6 separate regions of the Homo sapiens genome follow, and all the other regions are linked to region 4. The links are chromatin loops, found by intact Hi-C in ENCODE. Cell type or tissue: MCF 10A. All regions are shown on one strand.

What was found. A loop is a pair of places that touch in the nucleus more often than their neighbours do. Peaks named below come from ENCODE experiments on the same cell type or tissue, not always from the same donor. Only the 100,000 strongest peaks of a DNase experiment are listed, where the experiment ranks them.
Region 1: it touches region 4 in a loop (12-fold over the local background); 24 of 110 quality-filtered maps call a loop at or near these places.
Region 2: it touches region 4 in a loop (11-fold over the local background); 18 of 110 quality-filtered maps call a loop at or near these places.
Region 3: it touches region 4 in a loop (5-fold over the local background); 3 of 110 quality-filtered maps call a loop at or near these places.
Region 5: it touches region 4 in a loop (9-fold over the local background); 5 of 110 quality-filtered maps call a loop at or near these places.
Region 6: it touches region 4 in a loop (20-fold over the local background); 4 of 110 quality-filtered maps call a loop at or near these places.

Annotation. Positions count from the first base shown.
Region 1 is chrX:14,093,710-14,098,709 of GRCh38, forward strand. No RefSeq gene overlaps it. Among named protein-coding and RNA genes, the nearest start is that of GEMIN8, 66 kb to the left of the region's middle. In MCF 10A, a CTCF peak has its summit at 2,149; a DNase peak (open chromatin) is centred at 2,162.
Region 2 is chrX:14,036,851-14,041,850 of GRCh38, forward strand. No RefSeq gene overlaps it. Among named protein-coding and RNA genes, the nearest start is that of GEMIN8, 9.5 kb to the left of the region's middle. In MCF 10A, a CTCF peak has its summit at 2,659 (motif pointing right); a DNase peak (open chromatin) is centred at 2,671.
Region 3 is chrX:14,694,641-14,699,640 of GRCh38, forward strand. The region is part of intron 8 of GLRA2 (glycine receptor alpha 2); the gene reads left to right. It also overlaps a transcript of FANCB not described here. Among named protein-coding and RNA genes, the nearest start is that of GLRA2, 170 kb to the left of the region's middle. In MCF 10A, a CTCF peak has its summit at 3,034 (motif pointing left); a DNase peak (open chromatin) is centred at 3,011.
Region 4 is chrX:14,525,933-14,530,932 of GRCh38, forward strand. GLRA2 (glycine receptor alpha 2) reads left to right here and starts at 3,604. Exons shown (of 9, transcript NM_002063.4): 1 at 3,604-4,193. The coding sequence starts at 4,126. In MCF 10A, a CTCF peak has its summit at 2,915 (motif pointing left); a DNase peak (open chromatin) is centred at 2,909.
Region 5 is chrX:15,140,491-15,145,490 of GRCh38, forward strand. No RefSeq gene overlaps it. Among named protein-coding and RNA genes, the nearest start is that of ASB9, 130 kb to the right of the region's middle. In MCF 10A, CTCF peaks have their summits at 3,015 (motif pointing left) and 3,214; a DNase peak (open chromatin) is centred at 3,021.
Region 6 is chrX:15,240,165-15,245,164 of GRCh38, forward strand. It overlaps ASB9 (ankyrin repeat and SOCS box containing 9), which reads right to left. Exons shown (of 7, transcript NM_001031739.3): 7 at 3,823-4,466. The coding sequence ends at 4,342. Among named protein-coding and RNA genes, the nearest start is that of ASB9, 27 kb to the right of the region's middle. In MCF 10A, a CTCF peak has its summit at 2,967 (motif pointing left); a DNase peak (open chromatin) is centred at 2,937.

The DNA.
Region 1 (5,000 bases), 430 kb before region 4:
ACTTTCCAGTTGGTGCTTAAAGCTGTTTGGGAGTTTTGTGATAGCGAAATATCTTCTATCTCCAAAGACAAAAATATCATTCTTATATCTCACCTTCTCTTAGTAAAATGGGATGGTTTTGGCAATTTACAGGCTTTGTTTTTTTAGGACAATGCACGTTTTCCTAAAAGTGACCATGATTTTTAGTTTAGCTTTGAATAAAATTTTGTAAGTTTATAACAGATGACCTCATCTCATGATCTCATGAGGCTTGACTAGGATTTATTCATTTATCCATCCATCTATTCATTCATGAAACATTTTTTTGAGCAGTGGTCAGACACTGTGCAAGACAACGTGAGTGAGGCATGCAGCCTTCCCTCAAGGGGCACACAATAGACAGGAACATGTAAACACAACATTGCAAAGTCATGTTATAAATGAAGTTGTGGCAGCCAGAGGGAGGCATTCTTTTGAAAATATTGCAGGAAACAATAGAACTTACATGCAGTAAGTCTACTCCCCATAATTATAGAATGGCTTAAATGAAGAGTCATAATATGTCAAAGATCCAAAAATGTCTTCGTATATGAAACACAAATGTAAAATAAACTCACCCTTAGGCTAGAGGTTTGCAAATCACAGCTCATCAACCAAAACTGATCCATCACCTGTTTTTGCAGACAAACTTTTATTGAAACACAGCCATGCTCATTTGTTTACATATTGTCTATGGCTGCTTTTTCACTACAACAGAGTTGAGTAGTGACAGAGACCATATGGCACTTGAAGGCTAAAATATTTACTATCCAGCCTTTTAGAGAAAATGTTTGTTGATGTCATCTCTAGACAGACACGACCCCATCCTCTTCTAGGCTCTTGTGACCCTCCATGCCTCTATGTTAAAAATAGGTGTCCTTGTCTGTGTCCTTCGCCAGAGTTTGCCTTATTTCTTCAGTGTTTAGGCCAGTGTGTGGCTGGAGTTTTGGCTTGAAGGGCTAGTGACTGCTTTTCACAGAGTACACTTGGCACAGAGTGGAAAAGGAGAAAAAGTCTCTTGTGTGAACCAGCCTAAAGGTTTTCTACTAGTGATGATGTCACTTGTTTCCTATGACCCTCCAGCCAGCTTTCTCCACATCCGGACCATTTGGTGGATTCAGAGGTACTGTGAGAAATATAAACTTTAATTTATATGAATATTTTTGCTTGGTTATTCTTTAAGGTTTAGATACCTGGCCCATTTTTTTCTCTAGCCCTTGATGCTATCTGATATGGTTGAGCACACCTGATCCTCCTTGGAAGGGTGGCACCAAGGCCGAGGAATTTTAAATTGTAGCGTGAAGGGATTTTGACCTGAAAACACCTAGGAGAACAGAGTGGAAGTCACCTTTATACTTCTCAGAATGTAGTAGGTAATTTTTTATTCGCCTGCTCAGCATACAGTTGGGGAGCCATGTGGTCCAGACAGGGTGACCCATGCCTTGATTCTGAGTGGTCACATGGCCCAGGCCTGAACTAGGAGAGTCTTATGCAGGACTCTGGGGATTGCTCAGGAAAAATGCTTTCTTCTCCACTATGCTTATGAAAGTGGTAGAAAGATCTGAAACTGCCAGAGGCCATCTTTGCCACCATGTCAGGAAAGACCACTTACAGGGAAGCAGAGCCTAGTGATCTCACCTTCCAATATCTGGTCACATGGATTGAGCAGCATAGCCATTTATACCTCTAGCATGCCTGAGAAGTACAGAGAAAAGATAAATGGGAAAAGAAAAAAGGGACAGAGAGAGACCGGGTAGAAGAAAGATTCCTATTCACTGTTATACCCAGGTGAATTTATTTGGGGGAATAAAATAATAATAATATCCACCTTGCAGGATTAGAGGAAATAGTTAAGTCCCTAAGGTAGAAGCTGTACACCTATTGTTATTTGATAGTTTGCCACCTGAAGAGGTAAAGAGACCTAAGCTATTTAAGGTTTTAAATCATCCCTGAAGCATCCCATTCTTCTAGAGTTGATTTTTCTCCTTCTGTAAAATGAGGGGTTCACACTCGATCATATCTTAAGGCGTCGTCCAGTTCTGGTCTTCACAGAATGCTTCTTCCCTTGGTACACTCCAGTGTACGCATGAATAATTGAGGTGCAGTGACAGCAGATGTCCGCCAGAGATCACTGCAGAACGTGGTTGATTCCTTCCTGCATCCGCCTTCATTTGGAACGTCAGCAGTTAACACGAGAGACTGTTTAGCAACTGTACCTATCACAACATTAGGCTTGCAAGTTGGAAAACCATGCACAGGCACCACTGCATGTCCCTGGACAGGTCACGTGCTACATCTTTGCGTTCCTTGTAACTCGGAAGTAACGGTACCTTTTACTTTCTTGCTTCCCAGTAATCTACCATGTAAAATAAATTTTATTCATTACAGATTTTTCCTTCTAAGTACAATTTCCCTAGGCATTTTCCGTCTTTGAGGAGCGGTATCGTGGTTAATTATGGAAAACTAAAAATCTTGAGCCTCTAAGGAAAAAATAAACACAAGCATTTCAGCAGAAGCTTGACCTGTTTCTCTTTCCTTGTCTGGTCTGCTATGCTCTGGGACCTGTCCTCTCAAAGCCACCACTGCTAAGGAGATACCTTGCTTTGCTGAGGACCCTAGGGTTCTGCTCAGAGACTGTTGTAGAAACGCCAGTGGTCCACTATAGCTTGTAATTTCACTGGCCATGTGAGTTCTCACCTTAGGCATAAGGATCTGGGAAAGGTGGTGATCGGGATAGGCACATGACTAAAGAAACAGCAGGTTTGCTTCAGTCAAACTCTGCAAAGCCACATCTTCAACCCAATCACTCTTACTTGAAAAGGAGACAGAGCCAGAAAAAAAATGTGACCTAAAAATTGGGTATGATTTCAATGGATATCTAAAAAGCTACTCTTAAGAGCTTCTATTTCTCAAAATTGTACAATTGTCACATCCATTTCCTTTCTCATATGAGTGAAGTGTTATAGAATTTATTTTTCCAAACAGAAGAATTTGGGAATGAAGGCAGTATACCCCATACATTGGCTAATTTATTATAAAAGTCTTCCAGTGGGGTCTTTATCAAGGCCGTGGTTTTCTTTTTGACCTGGAAGTGAGGGTTTGAACAGAACTATTGGCGTCAGAAGATTTATATACGCGTCTTGAGTATCTTTATACCTATGGTGCTCTTCTCCCCAGTGAAAACTAATTTTACTCTTAGGTAGAAATATTTAATAAAAATAGAAACATTTAATACAAATGTTTAATAAAAATCTTCCATTATGATAAAATTTCTAGTGCATGTTTCAAAGTTCACGGTGATTAGGATTTTTAATCGTTAGTCACAGGTAAGGGAATTTACTTTCTGCACAAAACAGCTGAATTCAACTTGATTTACAGATAGGTTTAGTTTTTTCTTATAGTTATACAGTTTGATTTTATATTAAAAAGTACATATTTTGAAATGTGTCTTTGTTAACACATATAAATCTGGTTCCCTTTTTTTGGAGGGGGGCAGGATACATGTGCAGAACGTGCAGGTTTGTTACATAGGTATACACGTGCCACGGTGGTTTGCTGCACCCGTCAACCCATCATCTACATTAGGTATTTCTCCTAATGCTATCCCTCCCCTAGCCCCCCACCCCCCGACAGGCCCCGGTGTGTGATGTTCCCCTCCCTGTGTCCATGTGTTCTCATTGTTCAACTCCCAGGAATCTCCCACTTACTGAAAAGAAACAGAGACCTTGAGGAGATAGTTCATTTTCAAAGTGAACGCTAAGGCAGAAAAATGAGCCTAAAGTCCTGCGAAAAGGTGCGGGGTGCTGAAGAATATTCTAACATCTGAGTTAATAAGACTTAATAAGGGATCAGTTTGAAAGTGAGCTATCTCCTCAAGGTCTCTCTTTCTCTTCAGTAAGTGGAAGATTCCTCAAGGATTCATAGCTGTTATGATGCCAAGCTGTTAAAGTTTTTCCTTAAAATCCAGACATTCAGCTCCAGGCTTTGCAAGTGACAACCCTTAGTGAGGTGAGAGAGTGCCATTCTACTGAGTCGCTTGGTGCCCTTCCTTTTAGGTGCTACAGGTGTACTCCCTCTGCCTTGAGGGATCTGCAGGCATTACCCCTAGCTAGCAGTCCTTTCCCACACACCAATGTGTGTAGAACAACTGCAACAGTCTATCCTTTTGTTTGCTTAAATTTCAATACTATAACTTAGGGTCTTATGATTAACTACTAAAGTAAGTTTTAAAAACCACTAAAAGATATTAAACTTTTGAAAGACATATTTTATTGTAACTTGTTTGAGCCCATGGTACCTGGATTCTACCTAGATTGATGGATGATGACGAACTGCAGGGAACAAATGAAGGGGCCCTACTGTTAACTCTGTATTCACAATAGGCTTGCCACTTCCCCCAGAACTTCCAGGAGCTTCGCTCTGTTTTCTGAAGTGATACTAACTGCCATATCCTGTTTTTTCCTCATGGAAAAAAGTTAACAAGGGCCCGCACATTTTTTTTTTTTTTTTGAGACAGAGTCTTGCTCTGTCACCCAGGCTGGAGTGCAGTGGCGTGATCTCGGCTCACTGCAACCTCTGCCTCCCAGGTTCAAGCGATTCTTCTGCCTCAGCCTCTTCAGTATCTGGAACTACAGGGGCATGCCACCATGCCTGGCTAATTTTTTTTTTTTTTGTATTTTTAGTAGAGACGGGGTTTCGCCGTATTGGCAACACTGGTCTCGAACTCCTGACCTCGTGATCCACCTGTCTTGGCCTCCCAAAGTGCAGGGATTATAGGCATGAGCCACCGTGCCTGGCCTGCACTCTTTAACATGCTAAAGAGGTACTTCATGGTTTATTGCATTAGTTATCTATTGCTGTGTAACAAATGATCCTGAAACTTAGCAGCTGAAAACAACAGACATTTGTTCTTTCACATGGTTCTGAATATTAGGAATCCAGTTGTGGCTTAGCTGGGTGGATCTGGCTTAGAGTCTCTCACA
Region 2 (5,000 bases), 490 kb before region 4:
TATTTGTGGGATCTAAACATCAAAATAATTGAACCCATGGAGATAGAAAGTAGAAGGATGATTACAAGAGGCTAGGAAGCATAGTGGGGGGTGATGGGGAGATGGGGGTGGTTAATGGGCACAAAAAATAAAGTGAATGAATAAGGCCTAGTATTTGATAGCACAACAGGGTGACTATAATTCATAATAATTTAATTGTGCATTTTAAATTAAAAGAGGATAATTGGATTGTAACACAAAAGATAAATGCTTGAGAGGATGGATACCCTATCTTTCATTATGTGATAATTACATTGCATGCCTATATCAAAACATTTCATGTATCCCATAAATACATACACCTATTATATTCCCACAATAATTAAAAACAAAACATTTAAAAAATGAAATAACCACTCTTTATATTTAGCGTATGTCCTCCTAGTTTTGTTCATACTAATAAATTTATATACATACATACTACTTTGTCTCTCTTATACACACGTATAAGACCAAATGGTTTCTTATGGATACTATCGTAACTGTTTCCCAGAAAGCCAACTCTTTGATGGAGTTTAGGGTGCAGGATGTTCGGTAAAGAATGACCTTGGCAAAAAACAGATGCTGGTGGGCCTGCGAAAGTGCTTTGGGAGGCTGAGGCGGCCGTATCACCTGAGGTTGGGAGTTGGAGACCAGCCTGGCCAACATGGTGAAACCCCGTCTCTACTAAAAATGCAAAAATTAGCCGGGCGTGGTGGTGCGTGCCTGTAGTTCCAGCTACTCAGGAGGCTGAAGCAGGAGAATCGCTTGAACCCGGGAGGCAGAGGTTGCAGTGAGCCGAGATCGCGCCACTGCACTCCAGCCTGGGAGACAGAGCGAGAATCCGTCTCCCCGCCGCCAAAAAAAAAAAAAAAAAAAAAAAAAAAATAGTGAATGCTTATACACTACTTGTGGGACTGTAAATTAGGTCATCCACCGTGGAAAGCAGTTTGGAGATTTCTCAAAGAAGTGAGAGTTGAACTACTGTTCGACCCAGCAATCCCATTACTGGGTATATACTCAAAGGAAAAGAAATTCTACCAAAAAGACACATGCACCTGTATGTTCATTGCAGTGCTATTCACAATAGCAAAGAAATGGAATTAGCCCAAGTGCCCATCAATGGTGGATTGGATAAAGAAAATGTGGTACATATGCGCCATGGAATACTACACAGCCATAACAAATAATGAAATTATGTCCTTTGCAGAAACATGGATGCAGATGGAGGTGATTATCCTAAGTGAACTAATGCAGGAATGGAAAACCAAATATCACATGTTCTCACTTATAAGTGAGAGCTAAACATTGGACACACATGGACATAAAGATGGGAACAATAGACACCAGGGAATACAAGAGGAGGGAGACATGGAGGGAAGAAAGGATTGAAATACTACCTGTTAGGTACTATGCTCACTTCCTGGGTGATGGTTTCAATTGTACTGCAAACCTCAGCATCATGCAATACACATTTGTAACAAACCTGCGTGTGTACCCCCAAATCTAAAACAAAAGTTGAAAAACAAAACCAAAACACCCCCCCCCAAAAAAAAGAATGACCTCAGACCAACACCTATGAAAGGGAAAGGAAAGCACGAGATTGGATAGAACAGGGTTTTTCAACTGTGGCATAGAGACATTTCAGACTAGGTGTAACACTTTGTTGTGGGGCTGTCCTGTGCACTATGGGATGCATAGCAGTATCCCTGGGCTCTACCCACTAGATGCCAGTAGCACACATACACACCTCCCTCCCCTTCAGTTGTGATGACCAAAAGTGTTTTCAGACATTGCAAAATATGCTGGTGGTGGGGAAGGAGGGGATAGCAAATTGCCCTCAGTTGAAAACCACTGGGGTAGAGAGAAGGGCTGAGCTTGAATGTGTGCCTAACAACTGTGGTAAACCCCAGGGGATTTAGGGAGCCAGAATGGCCCTTCTGAGTTGTAGAAAGTTGGGCTGATATGGTGGGCACTTTTTTCTCCAGCATGGATCAGTCATTGGATGTGGGCTCCTGAAAAGGGGTGTGACATTGCGTAAGGAGGCTCTCTGTGACTGGAGCCGCAAGTTCCTCATTGAAGGGGAATCTGGAACATCCCAGTGTTCATGGCATGTGCTACTCTGCAGTTGTTCATTTACTTCTCACCATTTTCCATTTAATAATAAAATTCTTGAGAATTGAGACCACATATTATTTTGTTGTGTATCATTGAAATCCAGTATGCTACATGGGAATAAATATTTTTAAATAATGAAACGAAATGAGACAATAATTGGGTGGATATTTGTAAACTTAAATATGATAATAAATGGTTTCATTATGCATTTTATTGAGATATGAGAAACTTTCAAGAGATTTATCCATATTTATATTTAGTTATGAGTTCTTTTTTGAGAAGTAACAATTTACTCAGCTGACAGCACTAAACAGTACTGAGCTAATCTTTAACAATGTTTTGATTTCTGTAAATGAGATTATCAGTAATTTAAAAAGAGGATTAGGAAGTTTGTGTGGGATAGAACCAACTAATTGCTGAAATATACACAGAATTCAAGTATTGAAAAGTTTTACTTTAAAAAGATGTGATTATAAAGCATTGTTTCCTATGTATAGCCCTGTAAAATAATACCCATGTGCATCCGGCAGAGGGCACAATTGTACAAAGTATTGGAGAAATGCTTTTAAAAGGAAGTGCATTAATCTCTCAGTCATAGGCTGTAGTGACACATGTCAGTCACATGTAAATGACTCTATACATCTAAAATTCAATAGTGTATTGTTTTTAGATGATATTTCACTACTGCGTTTCCAGCTCTATTCTTTCACATTGTTTTTAAAGTTACTACATCTTCAACAAAATCCGAATTAGGTTAAAATTAATCTCTAAATAATTTTCATTTCAACTGGCTAAAATAATTTGAGGCCAACAATGTGTAAGGCTTTTTTAGAGCATAATTTTACGTATGTTATGTTTTCTGTCCTCACAAGATATTTTATGGGTCATTGACATAGAAGCACAACTACATATACTGTGCAGAATCACCCTTCTACATTAAGAAAAAAAATCAGGTCCTGTCCCTGTATACTGTCAGATTTTTCTTGGCATGGATCTTGTACATGATGAGCTTGCACGGTGAAATGGATGAATCCCTGTCCGAGGGATGGAAGGTCTGTCTTTGTCCCTTCCTGGTTGTGTCACTACTTCTCAGAGCCTGCCTATCTTCATCTGTTAGTAGAGGAACAATGATGCCCACGGGGCCCTCTTCACACATGGGTGTTGTGAGTTCATGGTTTAAGAGCCATGATATCCACTCATTAGATGCATGTGCCATAGGACAGGAGTAACTGAGTAACTGAAGCAACAGCAGGCGTCAAGAAGTGTCCACTGGACGGTGGTCAGATTCTCTAGTTTTCCCTCTGCTAAGAGTTTGACTGAATGAATCTCTGGGTTCTTGGGCAATTCAGGGAAGTGGGGGAGAGTCAAGTGAGGAGTTAAATTTCTGCTAATCTGGGGAGGAGGGCTTTGACTGGTATTACAACCTCATTTTCACCACAACCTCGTAAAGCAAGTCACTGTTCAAATACATTTCTTAATTTAGATATATTTCTAATTTCACTTTGGTGAATTTATTGTTTGATAGTAATCCAAAACTACACAAGGACAGAATAGCTGTATATGTGAAGGTGTTTATTGCAGTATTGTTTATTGATAATTGGTAAAATTGAAAGCAATTTAGGAACATGGACTATTAGGCAGCCATCAAAATGAAAATTATGAATATTATATAGGCACATGGAAAGTATGTGATGAATGATAAGTCAAGTCAAAGCAAAATAAATCATATATTATGCTAATAGCTATGTAAAAGTTGAGAATATATGTGGTTGGGGAACAATGGCAAGAAAGATGGAATGGTAATAACTTCTAACCTGTCCAGGAGTTAGTAGCAGTCTTTGTGTGTGTGTCTCTCTCTTTCCCTCCTAAATCACATTATTGCGGTTATAGTATATTTGTAGAATGAGACACTTCTAAAGAGATTTTTCGTGCTTTGTTTGAAATACAGTAATGCCCAATTTGTCCAGTCTGTTAGGAAAGAAGTGGCCTATTTAAATGACTTATGAATCTTCTTTTCCCCATTAACTGATGTTTACTCCTCTAAACACAAAAACAACAACAACAAAACCATTTTGACTAGAAATCTTTCTAAAATCTATTGTGTACTTTCCTGTCTTCTCCAACAGTTTCCTGAGCACATTTTATTCTTGTCTTTATATCTCAGGCTTACCATGATGAATGTCAATTTCTCTCCCACACTAGAATGCAATGAGCAATACAAATATAGGGTTATTTGCCTCTACATGGCATGATCAAATCTCTTTTGAGTTTTGATTCCTTGGTTCTTATTTTTACATGTTTTCTTTTTTTGTTGTTTGTTCTTTTTCTCACTTTTAGTCTATCAGGTGTCATTTTAATGATTGTCAGTGTTCCAGCCTTTGGCAACCTATCCTTCCTAACCTGCCAACAAATTTGCTGCTTCTAACATGCCTTGTTAGGAAAATCACACAAACGAATTGACTAGAATTATGTGCAGAGAGCTCCAAAAGGTGTTCCATCTTATGTAAGTGTTTGGACAGTGGAGACATGGTGATACCTGTTTTGGTTGTTCAGAGATATTTTGCTTACTTCTCAGCTCTTGGCTGTTTTCTGGATGCGTTGAGGTCTCAGGGAGATGGCCTGTGTACAACAGACATGTTGCTTCAGGGAAAATAGAATACTGACTCACAGAAACAAAGCATAGTAGTCATAAATCCAGTTAACACCAACAAATCAATGGAAACTGAAAGCAGAGTCAAGAAATCAATAGTTATAAAAAAAAAACCCACACTTGGATTTGCTCCATTCTGTTTCCATGACACTTCATCCATTCCATTCATAGACTTCATCCTGGGACAAATTTACCTCCAGTTGAGAAAGAAGCA
Region 3 (5,000 bases), 170 kb after region 4:
AATGAAGGAAAGTGGTTAGGTTCAGGATTCTTTCATTTGTTCCACAAAAATTTATTTACTTCTTACTATGTGCCAGGCACTGTGTAAATCCTTAGAATACGTTGCTTCACAGGACAGAAAAAAATGCAGCCTTTTGATGAAACTTACATTCTAGTGGTTATGCTTTGGAGGTAAAACCAATAGGTCATGCTGATGCATTTTATGTGAAGAGATGAGAAGATGAATTGAATATGACTCACAGATTTTTGGCTTAAGCAACTGGGTAAGTAGTGTTACCATTTATTAAGATGGGGACTATTGTGACAAGCGCAGATTTGGAGTGGAACTTGAGTCACATTTTTATGCTCTTAAGTTCAGATGCCCATGAGACATCTCGATAGAGTTGGCAAGTAATTAGATAGAAATATATGTTCAAGAAAGGGATAAAATCTGGAAATGTATATTTGGCAGTGACCAGCAAACAGATACTGTTTTAAATCCACAAAACTAAGTGAGATTACACATTGAGATAACAGAAACAAAAAAAAAAGCTCTGAGAATGGAGCATTCCATCATTTAGAAAGCCTATCTAGAGTGGATTGGGCAGAAAAAGGAACAAAGGAAATGGTGACAAACCTTAGATATCACTTGCAATTGCCTTTACTGTGCAGGGGAACATAGAAGATGGTATGGAATAAAATGTGTGCTCATGGGGGGATATATTTTTTCCAAAATGGAAGATAAAAGAATGCATTTGGCAAAGGAAAAGGGAGGTATTCACATTGCAGTGAAAGGAGGGCATAATTTCAAGAACAAATGTCTTAAGAAGGTGAGAAAAAATAAAATTCAAAGCAAAGGGTCAGGGTTGGCATTACATGGAGACAACTATTTCACCCATTTTAATAATGACTTAAATTATTGCCAGTTCATAGATGGAGATACTGAAGCACAAAGAGGTTAAATAGCTTGCTCATTCTCATGAGCCAAGAAGTGGTGTAGTGGGTCTGAAGTGAGATACTGTGTTCCCAGAGTCTGTGTGCTTCACCATTGTACAAACAAAATGGGAGAATGACTATGGTTGCTAGCCAATTGGTATGTCCAATTATGATAGGATGTAGGAGCTCCTAACTAATAGCTCCTATCATGTCCATGAATTCTGAGGCTATCAGCTAAGAGTATGGTGGAAAAAAGAAACATAGGTTTGAGGAAGAAGGATCAAGTATTAAATAGTAGTTTGGGAGGGTAAAAAAGCCATTCCTCCAAGAAGAGTAATGGGGCAGAATGCTGAGGCAGAGGCAGTGGGAGTGCCCATATGAGAACTGTGGTTATGACTTTAAAGTGTGAACAATCAGGAGGTATGTGTTTCCCCCCAGCAAGCTTCCAGGATCAGATTCAGGTACTGAGATAACAGGTACTTCGGTTTAACTACAATTGAAGTTTTGCCAAATGAGCAGGAAAGTGAGTGGAAGACAAAGAGAAGACAATAGAGGAGTTGAAAGAAGAGAATGTAGAAGGGAAGAAGGAAGGAAGAAAGAAACCAAGAAAGGAGAAGAAGGGAGGGAGAGTGGGAGGGAGGGAGAATGGGATGGAGGGAGAGTGCGAGGGAGGGAGGGAGGGAGGGACGGAAGTGAAGTTAAGGGAGGTTGCATGGCAGTAGTTGCAGTGATGAACCAGAAATTCTAAGGTGGATAGAGAGGGGAAAACACGGAAGAGACACTGTATTCAAGAGAGAGAAAGAGAGAGACTCAAAATTAAGATTTCACAGGAAGTAAAGACAAAGATAAGGTTATGATCATAAATAAGCATGTGTGACTAAGGTTGGGTTGAGAAAAAATTATTGACAGCAAGGCAGTCCAGGAATTGGAAGGCCGAGGATGGGGTCTATTATCCATATGAATATTGAAGATCCCCCAATAAAGATGACATTAGTATGAGTGTTGGGTTGACAGGGAAATGGATGCTAAAGTCATCAACTAATAAAGGAGTACAACTAATAAAGGGTAACAGCACAGATAGGTAACAGCAGTGATAAGGAAAATCAGTAGTGAAGTCTAATGACCTGAGCTTCAGAGACGCCAAAGGATCTGGGTTTGAGGAAGGAGGAAAAAGATATGGTTTGGGCATTGCAGTGGGGAGCAAAAAGGATACCTTAGATTAAAAGATGTTTTAGAGATGCCAGTTGGCAGTTACAATCCCTGCTATGTTTATTGAGAAATGCAAGTTTGCATGTTTGACATGGAGATGTTCTTAAGTTTGTGTATGGCTATTCAGAACATAATGTTTTATTACCAAAGTTAAGTCTTGGGGGGAGTTGAAGAGCAAATCAAATCATGCTTAAGCTTTGTGGTCAAGTTTCCTAATTATCACCGATGGTTGAATTTTGAAAAAATAGGCAAGAAATATTTCCAATTATTTGTCCCTTAGGAAAGGCAGCATTTTTCAGCTTTTTAAAAAAGTCTGAACCATGGTTAGAAAAAAAAAAATGATAACAAGAGCTAACATTTATTGAGGGCTTACTATATGCCAGGTACTCTTCTAGATACTTTACATATAGTAATTCATTTAATCACCACTACAACTGTGTGAGTAATGCAATCATACAGCCCAGTTTACCTGGGAAAGTCTTGATTTAGGCCTATTTTTCCAATACCTTGTGTGATTTAGAATTTGTCCTGGATTACTCATTTTAAACAAAATGTTTTTTATTAATAGTTGCATTAAAATAAGTGGAAACGGGTTTGGTTGACCTCCACTTTATAGACCTGGATTCTGTCATAGGGTGATCCTCCGGTATAGGGGTATGCATGTGCAGTGAACGAGTTCTCACCTTAACACATGGTGAAATCGAAAAAATAATAATAATCACTACTATCCAGGCATCTTTTCTTCATATGTTCCAGATGCAGTGTCATAACTAACACTCCCTTTCCAGGATAGCTTGCGGGAGGGGAGCTTGCTTATAAAATGAAGTGCAATTGGACACCAGAGGCTGGGGACAGATGTTGCTCTCTATCAGTGATGGGTCACTGCTGCCCCTACTGGTCACTTGGGATACCAGCCTTGTTCTATGGCATGGCATGGCATGGCATGCAAAATCCATGAAGCCACCGGGCTATCACTTCATAGGGTCAGTGGGAAACATGGAAAATCACAGGTTCTGTACACATAAAAAGGAAAGAAAAACTGAGCAGTCTTGCTGTTGAGCATCTGAATGCTCATAATTGAGTGATTTTTTTCATTTTTGTATGATATAAATCCGTTTTAACTACGTTTTATTGTTTGATAAAACTTTTTTTTACTTTGCAATTGTCAACATTATAGAGTTGTAATGTCTGTCAGTGCCACTTGCCACTATCAAAATTGTCCTTGTTTGGATTAAATTGAGTAAATTAACTAATAACAATGAAGATACTGTTCTTATCTCAATTTACAGATGAGGAAACTAATGCAAAAAGAAAATAGGGTGAGGCAAGGTGAAGCAAATAGGGTGAGGCAAGTGAGTCACACAAGTACAGGGTCAGATCCTGTTTTATTTTTTATTTAATGTTTTGTTCACCATGGATTTTTTGTATTAATAATGATATTTTCAAACATTGCATTAAATATCATTTGAGTACTGGAGTTTTGGGTACCCCCTCAGATTTTGCCCCTGAGGCCTCACTTGTTTTCCCCTAGTTTGGGGCCCACCTAGTCATGAACTACTAAATTAATTTTCACAGAAATGCATTGTGGCCTGAGTTAATTTTTTTTTAATTATTTAAAAATGTTCAATATTTTGGCCGGGAGCGGTGGCTCACACTTGTAATCCCAGCACTTTGGGAGGCCGAGGTGGGTGGATCACCTGAGGGCAAGAGTTTGAGACCAGCCTGGCCAACATGTGAAACCCTGTCTCTACTAAAAATACAAAAATCAGCCAGGCATGGTGGCATGCACCTGTGGTCCCAGGAACTCATGAGGCTGAGGCAGGAGAATCACTTGAACCCGGGAGGTGGAGATTGCAGTGAGCTGAGATCACGCCACTGTACTCCAGCCTGGGCGACAGAGTGAGACTCTATCTATCTCAAAAAAAAAAAAAAAAAAAAAAAAAAAAGTAAATATTCCCAAGGCAATATGTCATCTCTTTAATTTCCTACTGAGAAACTGACCTCTGAAATAACATACAGGTTGATATTTTAGAAGGTATAACAAAAAACAAGAGCAGATCATCTCCCAAAAAGACAATGGCATTAAGCTTTATTCAGGGAAGGTATTTATTGAGAGAACACCTGAGATTACATTTACATGCATGGGAAGAGTGTCTGGTATTTACTGAGCAATCAAGTTATCAAATGGGGTCACTTTCAAGGAGTGGCCGGGCAATGTGCAACTAGGTGTATTTGCTTTGATTATCTTTTCTAGGTTTTGTAAAGCAGCCACTGTCAATTTTATCAAAACAGAGTTTCTCAGAAACAATCACGCCCAGATCTTCCCTGACAGAACTGGCCAACCCCAGTCTATTAGAAGCTGATGCCCCAGGTCTATGCAATAAAACTCTGTTTTAATGTTATCGCCTCTGCTCCAATAAGAAATATGTGCACCATGTGAAGTTATAACAACTTCTCTACAATGCAGCCTCACCTGCATTTATCTCCCACTTTCATTTTATATCTGGCTGCACCATGCCTTACTTCTGGCATTGTACCTAATTTCAAATGTTTCCAGTTACCCAGATAGCCCTGACTTCTTTTTGTTCAGCTACTAAATAGAAATTGTGGCTGCTTGAGAACATGGTTATGGCATGTGGGCCACCTAATGACAAGTTGCCTTTTACTTATTTTTCTTCTATTTTGTTTTTAATTGACACATAATAGTTGTATATATTTATGGGGTACAATGTGAGGTTTTAAGGTTTTATACATTGTATTATGATCAAATCAGGATAATTACTGTATCAATCATATGAAACACTTATTTCTTCACCAAATCATCTCTTCTAGATATTTTGAAATATACAATACATTATCATTAACGATTTTCACCCA
Region 4 (5,000 bases):
ATGTATGGGGATATAATGGTGGACCAAAGCATGTACTGTCTCTGTCCATTGCAAAGCTTGCTACATAAGCAAACAGTCATACACATGTATACATACAATGATGACGAGCTCCTTGAGTCAGAGTTGGAGAGCACTATGAAGGCCTGTAATAGAATTGTTAGAGTAATGCAGGTCAGGAAAGGCCTTCCAGAGATTTGAAAAATAGGCTGGTGTTAACCAGACAAAGATGGGGGACATGATATACTTCATGAACAATACGGTAAGCATTAGGGAGTAAGAAAAAAGACCAATATGGCTACAGGGGAAGAAATGAGATGATTAGTGGATGAGATGAGGAACAATGTAGGCATGGGCCAAACCATGTGGAACCTTTAGGTCATTGAGTAGTTTCCTTGTTCTACACAAATATCAATGGAGAACCATAGTATTAACCAGGGGCTGTGACATAATCAGATTCTGATTCTGAACAAATCACTCTGGTTTCAGCATACAGGATGAGGTAGTAGAAGACCAGCTGTTGGTTCAGGTAGATTAGTAAGAGGATGGCTGCAGCAGTACAGGCAAGAGATAAAGATATCTCAACTGGGGTCATGGAGGTTGAGATGGAGGGAAGTGAGAAGATTTAGGAGAAAAAAATCAATAGGGCTTGGTGAAGAACTAGATATAGTGGATGATGGAGATGATGCCTTGGCCTTTGGTTGGTAACAATGAAATAGACACAGTAGAATAGGAGTAGGAGTTGGAGGAATTATCAGAAGTTCGGTTTTGACATGAAGAGTTTAAGCAGCTTTTGAGACATACATTAGGAATTGTTTAGAAAGCAGTTGGATGTATAGGTCTGGGTAGAAATATACATTTCTGTGTCATGTACATAAAATGATAATGGAAATTATATTACCATAATATTTTCTAAGCGAGTGTACTGCAAGAAGAGGAGACAGCCTAGAATATAGCCTTTAGGAAATCCAACTTTTATAGGCCAGGTAGAGGAGGATATGCCTGCCAAGAAGACAGAATAGGAGGTAATCCAGGAGTGCACTGTGTCACAGGGTCAATAGAGGGAAGTGTTTCCAGGAGGAAGAAAAGGCCAATGACATTAGGTACCATGGAAATGTCAAGTAAGATGAGAACAGAAAAATGTCTTTTGGACTTAGTTACAAGAAATTCACTGGCAGACTTAGTGAGAGCTGTTTCTGTGGATTGATAGGGCTGGAATCCAAATTTAGGAGAGCTGAGAAATCAAATGAGGAGGCTAAACTAGATCCTCTCTAATGTCCCTTACAACTCTACAATAATATAATGCTGTGATTTCATGCTGCTGGCCTGAGTCTCCTTTGTCACAGATTTCCTTACTCATCCTATTCCTGGTTAATAACACAACTCTTGTTAAAAGAAATGATTCGGCTGGGCGCGGTGGCTCACGCCTGTAATCCCAGCACTATGGGAGGCTGAGGTGGGCGAATCACAAGGTCAAGAGATCAAGACCATTCTGGCCAACATGGTGAAACCCTGTCTCTATTAAAAATACAAAAATTAGCTGGGTATGGTGGCATGTGATTGTAGTCCCAGCTACTCAGGAGGCTGAGACAGGAGAATCGCTTGAACCCGGGAGGTGGAGGTTGCAGTGAGCTGAGATGACGCCACTGCACTCCAGCCCGGTGACAGAGTGAGACTCCATCTCGGGAAAAAAAAAAAAAGAGAAATGATTTACAAAGACTATATTATTTAAGCATCGTTACAACCTTAAATTTGAGAGAAATAATTTTCTTCTATCTTTATACCTAATTTTCTTTTGGAAAGAATCTTGAACACAAAAAAATCTGTGCTATTTTTCCATGTAGAACCAATTGAAGAAATATTTCCAGGAATTGATTTTATATATTTTTTTGGGTCAGGACAGCAGGGATAAAATCAGGTCTAGAGTTTCCATGTGGATGAATTTGGAAGTGAACAGATTTGAAGCTGCAGTCCAGGGATGTCTCACACTACACCATACTGTTTTTCTTTTAAATTGAATCATTTTCTCTAGGCTTTGAAAGTTAAGAAAACATATTTGAAGAATTGATTTTGTATGTAAATAGAATGCTTGGGCACTACTGCATTTCATCTAAAAAGAGATTCCTGTATTTTCACTGTCTTACTGGGATAGACATCTTATGAAAGGGCATATAGACTCTTGCTACTCAAAGTGTGAACTGTGGACAAGCAGCATCAACTTCAGCTAGGAACTTCTTAGAAATGCAGAATCTCAGGCCCCACCCCAGACCTACTGGATCATAATCTGCATTTCAATAAGATCCTCTGGTGATTTATATTAACATTAAAAGGTAAAAAGAACTTGCCATCTTTTTTCTCTGAATCTACTTCTTAAAAACATAGAATTCATTGTTACTCTACTATGATATTTAAACTGATCCAAAGTTAGTCATTTACGGAGTAAAAATTAATCATATTATTTTGTTTTAAAATTAAGACCTCCAGTAAAGCACATAGGTGACTAACAAGGAATATTCCACAAAAAGTAGGTTACTCTCCTAGCTTATGGTAGGACATGCATTTTTCATTCCCCCTTCCCAGAAGCTGCTAATTATCCGCATTGGACTATCTACCCTTCCTCTTTTTTATTAATAATAATATTTGTAATTTTGATTTGAAATAGCAGGGTTACTCGTCAGACTTTTGTACAGATTTATGAACTTCCACTATTTTCAGTCCCTTTAGCCAATTTAGGAGAATAGCATATGCACTTTATTACATGACTGTTCCTAGTGATTAACATCTGGAATGGGCAGATGAACTAAACTCCCAGTTGCACTTTTCCTTGCTCCATTTCTAACATGGAGCCCTGCTCTAACCTTTAACCATGGCAAGAAAAGATTGCTACTGCCCCCTGCCGGCCCATTGTCTCATTTCCTTTTCTACAAATCTGTGACTTGCGGATGCCCAAGGATTTTGAGCCACTGAAGAAAGCTCAGTTGGAAGGGGCTTTCCCTAGTACAGAGGTAGAGAGATCCTTTGGGACTAGGCGGCTAAAATCAAATGAAAACATTAAAAAGGCGAGGAAGGCATAAAGGACTTCTAAATTAAATTATCGATCTTCATGAACCTTCTTCTGCACGCGGGCTTCTCTGTGCCAAGGAAATGTTCCCTTCTCTTCGGCACAGGACTCCTCTTTGCCTCCGGCTTGCACTGACAAAGAGTGAACTGTCCACACCCTTATTATAATTTCAGTACTCTGAATCCTGTTCTCTGTTTCCCCCAATTTCGTTTTCCCACGATTAAACCTTATTCCCTTCCCTTTTCTGCTTCAAATTCCCGTCCCGCCCACCCACCGACAGCCTAGCATTTCCAGGAGCTCAGACCCCACTTCCCTCACCCTCTCCGTCTCCCGACCTCTCTTCTCCTCTTGCTGTCATCGTACCCCCTTCAGTATCCCCTCGCTGAACGGCCAGTCACTCTTTGCCTTCGAACAGCAGGCACGTCCCCTCTTGAATGCTTTTCCCCGACCCCCGCCCCAAGCAACTGAAAAAGGAAACATGCGCACTTCAGAGCTTGGAGCTGTCCGAGTGCTGAAATTTATAGGCTGGGTAAGATCACGTCTCCGTCTCATTCTATAGCCCTCATTCCAGCACAGGATCTCAGCAATTTTTCCCTCTTCCCCCCACCCACTCCAGCGCGCAGAGTCCTTTCTTCTCTCTCATTTACAACTTCTTTTTAAAAGAAAACATTTTCTAGAAAAAGGGCTTTGCTAAACAGAAAAGATATAAAACAAAAGCCACAGCTATCTAGCATGGCATTGTCACCAACTCCCTTTGCATGGTGATGCGATTAAGGTAGCAGCATTTTTATTATTCAGGAAAAGCAGCTGGGGGATTCATCAGTTCTGAGGCTTTGTCTTTCTGGGTTAACTGATGGTCCCAAGCCTCGGTTTGACCTGACCATGATGCCCAGGACTGGCACTTTTTCTTTTTTCTCAGCAAACTGTACAAAACCAAATCTCTTTTTGATTTTCAAGGAAACTAGGTTCCTGCCAAATTTTGAATCTGGACAATAAACAGACACTTTGTCCTAGCATCTTTCTGGAATCATTTCGGGATATTTTCCACAAGCAACACAGAAACAGGAATGAACCGGCAGCTAGTGAACATTTTGACAGCCTTGTTTGCATTTTTCTTAGAGACAAACCACTTCAGGTAGGTGAAACGACTTTGCATGTTGATATTTAAATTGTTTAAAAGAGAATGTGTCATGTAATTGTGTATTTATCTGTGCTCTGGACTATATTATTTTAATTTTATAGAGGAAAGTTAGATATCTTTTGTTCATTTAAAACGCCTAATAATTGTGGGAGGGTGGTAAATTTTTCACAAAAGCAAGTTTTATGATGCATAGCCGCACTCTATGCAATTCAACACACATTTTCACAGCCAACGTGATATTAAGGTAGTCTGATGAGTTGCATGCTCTTTACATTTCTATATAAGGGTAATTATTTTTCTGAAAGTAATTTAAAGAGATTATTGGGTGCAGTGTTTTTCATATAAGATGATTGTATTAATTTGGCAGGAGCATGCTCATTTTAGATAAAATATAAAAGATCCCTAATTCTCAGCCAACTTGGGACTTCTGTTATATTTCAGAAACTAGAAGCATACTATGAGGACTACAATTCAGGAATTTTCTTGAAATATCAAAAATTTCTTTTTACTACTATATTCTACTATTCAATCTGTTTGGAAATGGATTGCCTACCAAAATTTAGTTAATATGACATAATTGTATTTATGTACATATGAGAAGTGGAGCATGCATAATTTTAAAAAGTGAGAAATTACTATTTTCATGCTTGCATTTTCTACATGGTTTACGAATAGTTGCCAAATCAATTGATACCTCAAAATATCAAATCATTACCAGTAAGTGAAATAGTCATCTAATAACAGAGAGTGGAAGACTGAGCAGAGACAGGAGATGCTCTTACAACAAAGTATAGGACTCTA
Region 5 (5,000 bases), 610 kb after region 4:
TGTGTTTGCTCTATTGAGTTTGTCCTTTTGCAGTCTGGTGCATTGCCACAAGAAGGATATGCCCCACACAGTTACTGTTTCTTGATCCTGGGTATCTGAATGGGACATGTGGGGTTCACCCATGCTCTGGGTAGCCACTGGTCCAGGGAAGATACGACACATGTCAAACAAAACTGGATTCAACCTAGAGCCTAGATCTTGAGATCTGGAACCTAAAGCCTGGAACCTGGAGCCTGGATACCAGCCTAGCCCAGTCTAGTTGCACCCAAACCACAGAATTGTGAGCACTAGAACAAATGACTGTTGCTTAAAGGTATTGACTTTTGGGGTGGTTTGGTATGAAGCATTATTGTGATACACTATTATAGAAGCTGGGGATGGGGAACCCAGAAGGTGGAAGAAGGGAAGACTAGCGATCAGTACTTAGAGAAATCAAAATGGTAGCTGAGAAACAAAATGAAACACACAAAAATAGGAGAAAACATAAGAATCTTCCCATGGTAGTGCCCTCCCTTCCTTAAATAATAGAGCGCCAAATGAAGTCTTCCAAGAACTGGGTCATCCTGGAGACTGCAGACATAAAAGATGAGATGTGGTCCTGATCTGTGCCCCATGGGACCTCTCAGTGAGACCTCTTCTCTTCCACCTCTGCTCTGGGTCTCAAAAGGCCTTTTATAGAAATTAATTGGAAAGGAATCACAACCTAAAAAGCTCCACTTAGGCCGGGCATGGTGGCTTACGCCTGTAATCCCAGCACTTTGGGAGGCCAAGGTGGGGTGGGTCACCTGAGGTCAGGAGTTCGAGACCAGCCTGGCTCACATGGAGAAACCCTGTCTCTACTAAAAATGCAAAAATTAGCCAGGTGTGGTGGCAAGCACCTGTAATCCCAGCCTCTTGGGAGGCTGAGGCAGGAGAATCACTTGAACCTCAGAGGCGGAGGTTGCAGTGAGACAACATCATGCCACTGCACTCCAGCCTGGGCAACAAGAGGGCAATTCCATCTCAAAAAATAAAAATAAATAAATAAAAAGCTCCACTTAAAGAAGCCAAAGGGCAGAGCTTTTTTTTTTTTTATCGTTTAGTACCTGTATGTGATAATCTTCTCCTTGTGAAATTTGAAAAAATGACTCTAAATGACAAAACCAGTTTGCTACAGCAATACAAGTCCCAGCGTTAGGCACAGATACGGGATCATATTAATATGTTTTTGCTGCAATGAAAGCTTTTCAGTCACTGTAGTTCTCAGTAGCCTCATTTTAAAATGTGGAAACTAAGCTGGCAACCACTAACAGAAAAAATGCTATAGTCTTCTGACTGGATGTAATTTCAAAAAAAATCTGGAAATCTTTTTCTAAAAGCCCCTTAAATCATAGTATATAGGGGCCTATCATCCTTGTATAGTTTTTCTACTGATTAGATTTCTATATTTCAGTGAGACAAGTATATAAAACTACATCCCAGGTAATACTTTTGAAATACTCATCTCTGTCAAACCCACATTGCAAATACATTAAAAAATGAGTAAAGATGTCTATGCTAAGGTCTACATGGAAATATGAGGATGGGAGAATACATGTGTATTCAAGTGAATGTATATGCTAGGATCTCTGAAATATTGTTTCTGTCTTGAGTTGATTCCTTTCAAGCTTGAGTTACAGTTTGTGTGTATGTGCGATGCCCCTGAATTACTAGCTTGTATCATCTGAGCACAAGGTAGAGATTAAGAAGATGTCCTCTACACTTCCCCATGCACGCATACACACACGCAACTGGAAGGAAGTCAAAAAAGAGAGTGCTCCCAAAGGTCAGCGCAGTCAGCCCTGAAGAGGGAGGTCTCCTCCCTCACTACCTAACTATTCTGCATTTTCTGCTTTATCTTTCCCACTTTCACCTCCAAGCCCTGCACCAGGGTCTGCAAGTTTATCAAGTGAATCACACCCCAGAAGCCCTGTCAAGGCTTGCCCTTTCTTATCAAGCCTCCTAGCTCAGACTTTGAAAGATGCATAGTACACGCGGGTGGAGAAAAGGTCATTTTGAAAAGGGTTTTAATCAAATACGCCACACCAGTCACCTAGAGCCAAGTTGTTTTATGTGGGTGATTACACAACGACTCTTCAGTTCTTTCTGTTTCTCTTTCTTTCAGTAACTTCTTTGTGGCTCCAATTGAGATCTTCAGAGTGAGCCTTCACTATTTAATCTAGCAGCTGACCACAAACCATGTCACAGGCAGAAAAACAGAAGCATAAGGACTAACTCATCCTGAATTAATGAAAACTCTTGGAGGAAAGGGTTTTTGGTGTGTGTGTGTGTGTTTTTAAAGATCTTACAAGGAAAGCAAAACTTCAAATCAAAAGAAAGCTGTTGTCAGCTATGAAGGCAGCACTGGCAAAGTTCAGGAGACTAGCTGAACTCATTTTAAGCAATTCAATATAAAGGTGACTCCTTTCTGCCCTTTCTCACTTGGTTTCCCTCCTTCTGAATGAAAGTGTCCCTACTGTGACAGGTGAGGACAGAGCTCTTGAGTTGAAATATCTGCAAATGGTCTGTGTGACCTTGGATAATTGTTTTGACAAACATGAGACCACATCTTTGTATGGTATAAGTTCATAAAGACCTGTTTCAACATAAGCAAATAGAAGCCAAAATATAAGGAACGCATTGTATGTGCAGGGTTTGTATCATTGGAAGGTCAGACCATGAAGAGGTGGATTTGGCCTTTAGTTGCTGACTCCCACCCCAACACCAGCCCCATTCCCCAGCCTTCTCTAGGAAGCCAGCTCCCTACCACACTCTCCCCATTCTTGCTCTCAGTAATTTCTCCCCATTTTTAAAAAAACATAAATCTATACAATTTGTCCTTAATTGAAATGAGCCAGAGTCTCCCCCCTCACTGCCTTCTTATTCTGCATTTTCTTCTTTTTGTTTCCCACTTCCAACTCTCATTTAAAACAATCCTGGTAGTGGCGAGGTATAGTAGAGCACCAGTTCCGAAGCCTCAATCTGAATCTCATCTCGCCACCTAGTGGCCACGTAACCCTTGGCAACACACCTTTGGAATTGCACTTTTTCAGTTGAAGTGCGGTGATAAACAATTTTGCAAAGAGGAGTATTTTATAATAAAGTGAAATAATACATGTGGAATTGTTTTGAAAATTATCTATTACTAATGTGAAGTTATGATAACTAGTAAGTCCCCTTTTTATTGGGAGTTTGGGTTGGGATTTTCTCTTACTTGAAAATATAAGCACCACAAACACAGCTTCTAATTGATATTCTGTTTAATCTTCTGCCCCTTCCACCCCTTCATTCCATCTTCTGCCATCCAGGACTTAACTCAGATCAAGATTAACTCAGACCAAGATTCAGGAACAGAGCTAAGTCCTTAAGTGGCAAAGTCAAACCAGGAATTTGACTAACATGAAGAATTGGGAAGAACCACCTGGTGGCACTGAACCTCGTAGTAAATCCAAAGAAAAGGTAACTTTAAAGGATTCTGGAAGATGAAGCAACAGGCTGAGACAACAGGAATGGGAAAGAAAGTCTCAAACAGAGCTTTGCAGTGTGTCTGAGATCAGCCCCAAAGACCTTGTTTTCTTAAGGACATCTGACTGAAATGTATTTGGACTCAGCTGTGGATGTTCTGTAGAAGCAAGAAAAAAAAATGGTTTTTTTACTGAAGAAAAAGTACAATTCTGTAATCTTGTTCTGAATATGTTTTCTATCCTGAGATTCCTTGCCCATCAGGGAAATAGATTCTTGTACTTTGAACAGCTGCCTGAGAGTGGAATAGAAATTTTGTATAAAGCTGAGGCTCTGAGGAGACCTCAGGGACAGAGTTATATCCCCAAGGCTGTAGCTTTTATCAGTTTTTACCTCTTGTCTGGTGGTTACGGATGCAACTAGCTATGAATACAAAAGGCTTCTGTTTGGACATACTCCTAGCATTTTCTCATAGAAGAATTTTCCCCAAAAAATAATGGCGATAGTGCTGACCACTCAAAAAGTCAGAATCTATCCACTTCTGGCCCTAACCATTCAATCACAAGTCAAAGGGGCATGCATCTGAAGATCTCCTCATATCACTCATACAATGTTCCTTGATAATTTGGCACATGATCATTTTGGCCAAGTGAGTGGACTTGATTTTAAGGACACCAACACTACTGCCCGTTTCCATAGCCACGTACAAAGTGGCCCTGGTCTTCATGCAGTTATAAGCACTTTGAAGTCATCTAGGCATTTCCCTTCCAGTGGGCTAGTAGTCGGGAATTAATTTGGCTTGTGGTCCATATGTTGGGAATATGTAGTTAGGAGTTAAATTTTATTGTGATCAGGGGACTGTAGCAAGTCATTTGCAAAAGAATTGAATTGTCTATCTTTCTTGGACAGAAGTAGAAATGTTTTTAGATAAAAATATGATTATGATTTATTTGGATACAAATTTCATTCTTTCTCTCTCTCTCTCTCACCAAGATATCCTGTTTAGTGTTCTAGCAATAACTGTAGTGTGTAAGCTCCCCCCAAACATGTGAGCTGACGGACTCTAAATCTCTCAAAAGTATTAACTTATTGATCCTTAAACATCCACATCCCATGCTAATTTTAATTTGGTGTTATTTTAAATTAGCAATAAATTGACATATCTTTATACATATATATGCACAAAAAGGATAAATAGTATAACCAAATCAGCTAGTATTTTGCAGGCAATTTGTCTTGAGGCTGATGTTGGGATTAAGTTATAGCCAAATCAAGTAAAGATAAGAAGTACCAACCATCCAACCAATCTGCTCATCTCCTTTACATAGTAAAGTAGCCTCAGGCCATCCAGGCATTTATTCAATAAATCTAGTGTCCCACACTAGAGGGGAGAAAATAGTGACCATTCTCAAGACATGTACAGCCAAGCTGACAGCCTAAAGTGTGCCTCATCCGTAAAGTGGGGATAATACAACCTGCTTTAAGGTGTGTTGTGAAGGTAAAATAAAACAATATGAAAT
Region 6 (5,000 bases), 710 kb after region 4:
GAAGTTCGAGACCAGCCTGGCCAACATGGTGAAACCCCGTCTCTACTAAAAGTACAAAAATTAGCCAGGCGTGGTGGCCTGCGCCTGTAGTCCCAGCTACTTGGGAGGCTGAGGCAGGAGAATTGCTCGAACCCGGGAGGCAGAGGTTGCAGTGAGCTGAGCTGGCGCCAATGCACTCCAGCCTGGGTGACAGAGTGAGATGCTGTGTCAAAAAAAAAAAGAATCATAATTATGATATTATGTATTGTACTTCAGATAAATCAACACAGAACTGATGGCTATTAGGTATTAACAGGTTTGGTGGGCAGAATTCTAAGATGCCCCCAAGATTCTAAGCCTCTGGTGTACATACTTCTTTTGCCAGTTATTCAATCAAACACTATCCTGGGTGGTGCTTTGAAGTGATTTTGAAGATACAATTAAGGTCCCAAATTACAGGGTGGGCCTGTCCTAATCAGGTGAGCCCTTTAGAAGCAGAGCTCTTGCCGCCAGCCAGCTGGTCACAAGGTAGGAAGTCAGGGAGATGCACTCCACCTGGCCTGGAAGAAAGTGCACATCGACATCAAGAATATCCTGTGGAAAGGGTCACATGTCAAAAAACTGTCGCTGGTCTTCAGACGATGAGAGCAATCTCGGCTGACAACTAGCAGGAAAAGAGAGACCTCAGCCTACAATTGCAAGGAACTGAATTCTGCCAACAACCAATGAGCTCAGAAGACCTCTGAGCCCCAGATGAAAACCATTGCCCTAGCCAACACCTTGATTGCAGCCATGTGAGACCCCCAAAGCCGAGAATGCAGCCACCCCATCCCTGAAATTCTGACCTACAGAAATTACGAGACAATCAATTGGTGTTATTTTAAGCCACTTAAGTTTGTGATCATTTGTTACACGCAATAGAAAACCATTACAGAGGAAAGAAAAGAAATACACAATTAGGAAATAAGCAGCCAATTTTGTCCAAAGCCCAGGAAGCTTCTCCTCCACCCTCCCACATTACAGGGAAAGACTTTGTCACTAAGTCATTCCAAAATAATACCAGTTCAGAAAAAAGTTCATTTGCCATGTTAGCTTTGGTCTTATGGGAAGGGGTCGTCATTCTGTGCTCACCAGCATCACTGGCAGAACAAGGCTGACCCATTTGCCTCAGGAGACAGCAAGTTTGGGACCTCCCAGGCTGGTTCATGTGATAAGGGAAAGGGCTCTGTGATGTCCAGGCCTAAACCTGGCACAGCCTCCCGGTATCACACTGGGACCTCTGACCTACAGACTGGGCTCCACCTCCTTTCCCAGACCTACCAGGAAATTAAGCAGGGTGTTTTTAGGACCCAGTGACCAGTACTCTGGGATTCATTGAAGAAAAGAGAAGGTGGAGTGTGTACTGATTAACAGCCCTGGCTTGGGCATTAAACTCCGGCTTCACCACCTACTGACTTTGTTAAGTTCCTTAACCCCTCTGCACCCCCATCCATAAAATCGGGATAAGAACTGTGAGGGTTTGAGGGAAGGTTTATAAATCACTAATGCATCATGCCTAGCTTTCAGCAAGCCATCTAGAATGGGAGCTATTATTCAGTTGGTTTTGATGCTGGCTTGGTCTGAGGCTGAAGCCCTAATGCTGGGCTTTTATCATATTATGAAGGCTGAAACCTCATGCTCCAGAGTAGACAGCTGAGCCCATCTTAGACCCTCATTTCTGAGCCCCTAATGTCTGCTTAATGGCTGGCCACTGCGACCTGGTACACGGAGTATCAGCCCATGTCAATTAGCCCCATTATAAACCCTGAAGAAATAAGCCATCCTTTCCTGGTCCCTTCCTCTTGCCTTCCTCTTTCATTGTAACATGAATTGTGCTAGCAATGGGCACCAAGTAGCCAGCATGTGTACTGAATAAAAGCAAGGAATATGTAGTACAATGACAATGAGATTGGTTGACAATAAATATGTGTCGTTTGCAATCTAAAAACAGACAAAATGATCATTTAAAAAAGATGGGTTCATGAGTTTATGTCCATCATTCATAAAGGTAAGGTCTATTCAATGCCACTTAACCAGCTTTGATGATAGAATTTATGAGGTTGTACCAGGTTGGAATGATAAAGCACTCAAAGGTATATGCCACTTATAAATATAACCACATCTAGACTCATAACAGATTATTTAAATATAATATTCTTTTTGAGCATGGCTAAGTGAGGTCATTTGAAATTTTCCTAAATTGCTATGAGTGAAGTGGTAACGGTATTTTTCCCATCTGTAGGGATGACCATCTATTATATGGACTTGCAAATTGATTAACTGCCTGGACTATCTAAGAAGAAAAAAATGCTGTTCTAATAATTGTTACAGTTCTGGGTTAAACTCGGTGGATTTGACTGAAGGAAGATTAACATAAGCAAGGGTCTGATACATTTTATATGAGAAACCATGCTATTTTCTAAACTGGTGCTTTCAGAAAGAAAACCATAGCAAAACGTCTACAGCTCCTCACCCCTTAGCGGATGACTCTGACCAGAGCGTAACATCCAAGAAATCAAGTATCTTTACCTGTCACATTCCTTACCACCCTGGTGCCTAGAATAGTGCCTGATAAAGACATGGGAATTCATCACATATTTTCTAAGTAAATGAACTAAATGAATTACCTAGTGGCAGGATGTTGATGTTAATTAACGGCGTAAATCCTAAGCAGTACATGTAAATATGATCAGATCAATTTTTTTAAAAGTAGGAGGTAAAGTTCTGTTAAAAAGAAGTAGGAGAGGTAACGTTCTGTAAAGTCACATTTGGATTATTGTGTACATAGGAAAAGAAGGAAACCCGGTGTCAGTGGAATCTATCACTACAAAGTTTTCATTCTTGAATGGAAATTTCCAGAGCTTATGTTGTAAACCATTTTATGATGGGTCATTTATGAGGAGCAAACCTTTCGCTTAAGTGACTGTGACAACAGTGCCATCTGCTGGGAAACTAGCTGTGCATTTTAGACTAATATTCTGGAGTCTTTCATATAGCAAATTAAAAATTACAGAAAAATTATATTGGAAATAGATTTAGAGATCATCTAGACCATATGTAATCTTACAGGTAAGGATTTGACTTAAGGAGTTACAATTTTCTTTCGATTGATGCAATGGAGCCCCAAATTCATCTCTCAGAGAGATAACTGAAACTACAGCCATCATTACTAAATTATACCAGTGTTCCTGTAAATCTGAAACTGAAAGGCAGTTAAAAATCCATTCCTCGAGCCTCCAAAGAGCACAGTCCAATAGAAATCTGTTCAATGGGGCAATGGAACTTTCTTCTGCAATAATCTGTACCTGCACTGTTCAATACAGTAGCCACTAGCCATTTGTGCATATTTTATACCTGAAATGTGGCTAATGACACTGAGAAACTGGATTTTTAATTTTACCTAATTTTAATTAATTTACACTTCTAAATAGGCACATGGCTACAGCAGGGTTTCTCAACCTGGGCACTACAGTATTAACAGTTTGGACTGGAAAGTTCTTTGCGGTGGGGCTGTCCTGTACATTGTAAGAGGCTTTGCAGCATTCCAGACCTCTACCCACTACATGCCTGTAGCACCCCTCCTCAGTTGTCACAAACAAAATGTCTCCAGTTATTGTTAAACATCACTGGGTAACAAAATTAACCCCAGTGGAGAACCACTGAACTAGTTGCTACTGTATTAAGCAGCAAGGTTCTAGAATATGCTTAATATGTATAGTGTTTTGGTTGAAAAAAAGAACTGGCGCCCACACTATGCTAGGACAGTAGTGGTTTTGTTGTAACAACAGGGAAGCTTAAAACAAATTAGACAAGCCAAGAAATATGTTTCTTTATTTTCATTCCCATATAGCAGAGATGGAACCAGGACAGTGATGCTGGAAAAGCCTGCCTCGATCAAGTCATCACATAAGTTAATGTCAGAAAACCTGTATTTGAATTTGACTCCTCTATCCTTACTCTGGAAAATTGGACATCTTGACCCAGTGGCTGTGAGGGCTAAATTAGATGATGCAGAAAGTGCTTGGCATGCAGTAGATATGCAAAACAATAACTTATGACACTCTCCATGCAGGGAAAAAAGTCTTCATGCCTTCTAACTAATAATACAAACGTATGCAGTGTCTTTCAACCCTGGCTTGAGTTTAACAAATACAAATTGAATAGAAAAAATTAGTCAAACTCCATAAACAAGTTTATAACAAATACAAATCTAATCGAAAAAACTAGTCAAACTCTATAAATCCAACTTGATTTTAAAATTCTAGTGGCTACAACACTCAATAATGTTTTCACATCGTTTGTGAATCCATTCCCTAGATGCATTTAAAGATGTAGGAGAAACTGTTTCAGATCCTCTGGGAGGACGAGTTTGGTTATCTTATGATGCTGCTGGATTCCAAAACACTTCCGAATTCTAAGGCGGCATAACTGCATCAAAGAAGGGGGCCCTGGAGAAAGATCATAAGACAAGTCATACAATGGTGCTATTGATCTAAGACTCCTTTTTTTTAAAAAAAAAAAGCATCCAAGATAGAACATTGTTATAAGGAAATAATATTGAACTATTTAAGACCATTTTCTGGGGTTTTTTTGTAGAAGGCATTTTTAGGCTATGTTCTCTCTTTTCCGGTAGCTAATTGAAATAAGCTTGTTAGGTTTTTAATTTAGAACAGAGTGAAAGAAATTTAAAGCTTAGCCTCACTAATGGAGGCTTAAATAAGCTAACTTGGGAATTACACAGCTATACAAAAATTCCAATAATACAAATAAAATTTATGTTTAATGGTGTTCTTTTATCTTTAAAAATAAGGGCATATTTCTAGATGCAAACATTTTTATTTTATAACTTGAGCAAATTAAGGTACTCAAAAATAATGAGCTCACAGTGAATCCTAAGAGTATGTGAAGTCGTGTTTGTTTTTACATCCTGTATTCAGAGCTATTCCAATGCTTCAATTCATAAGTGAAAAGTGAACTAGCTA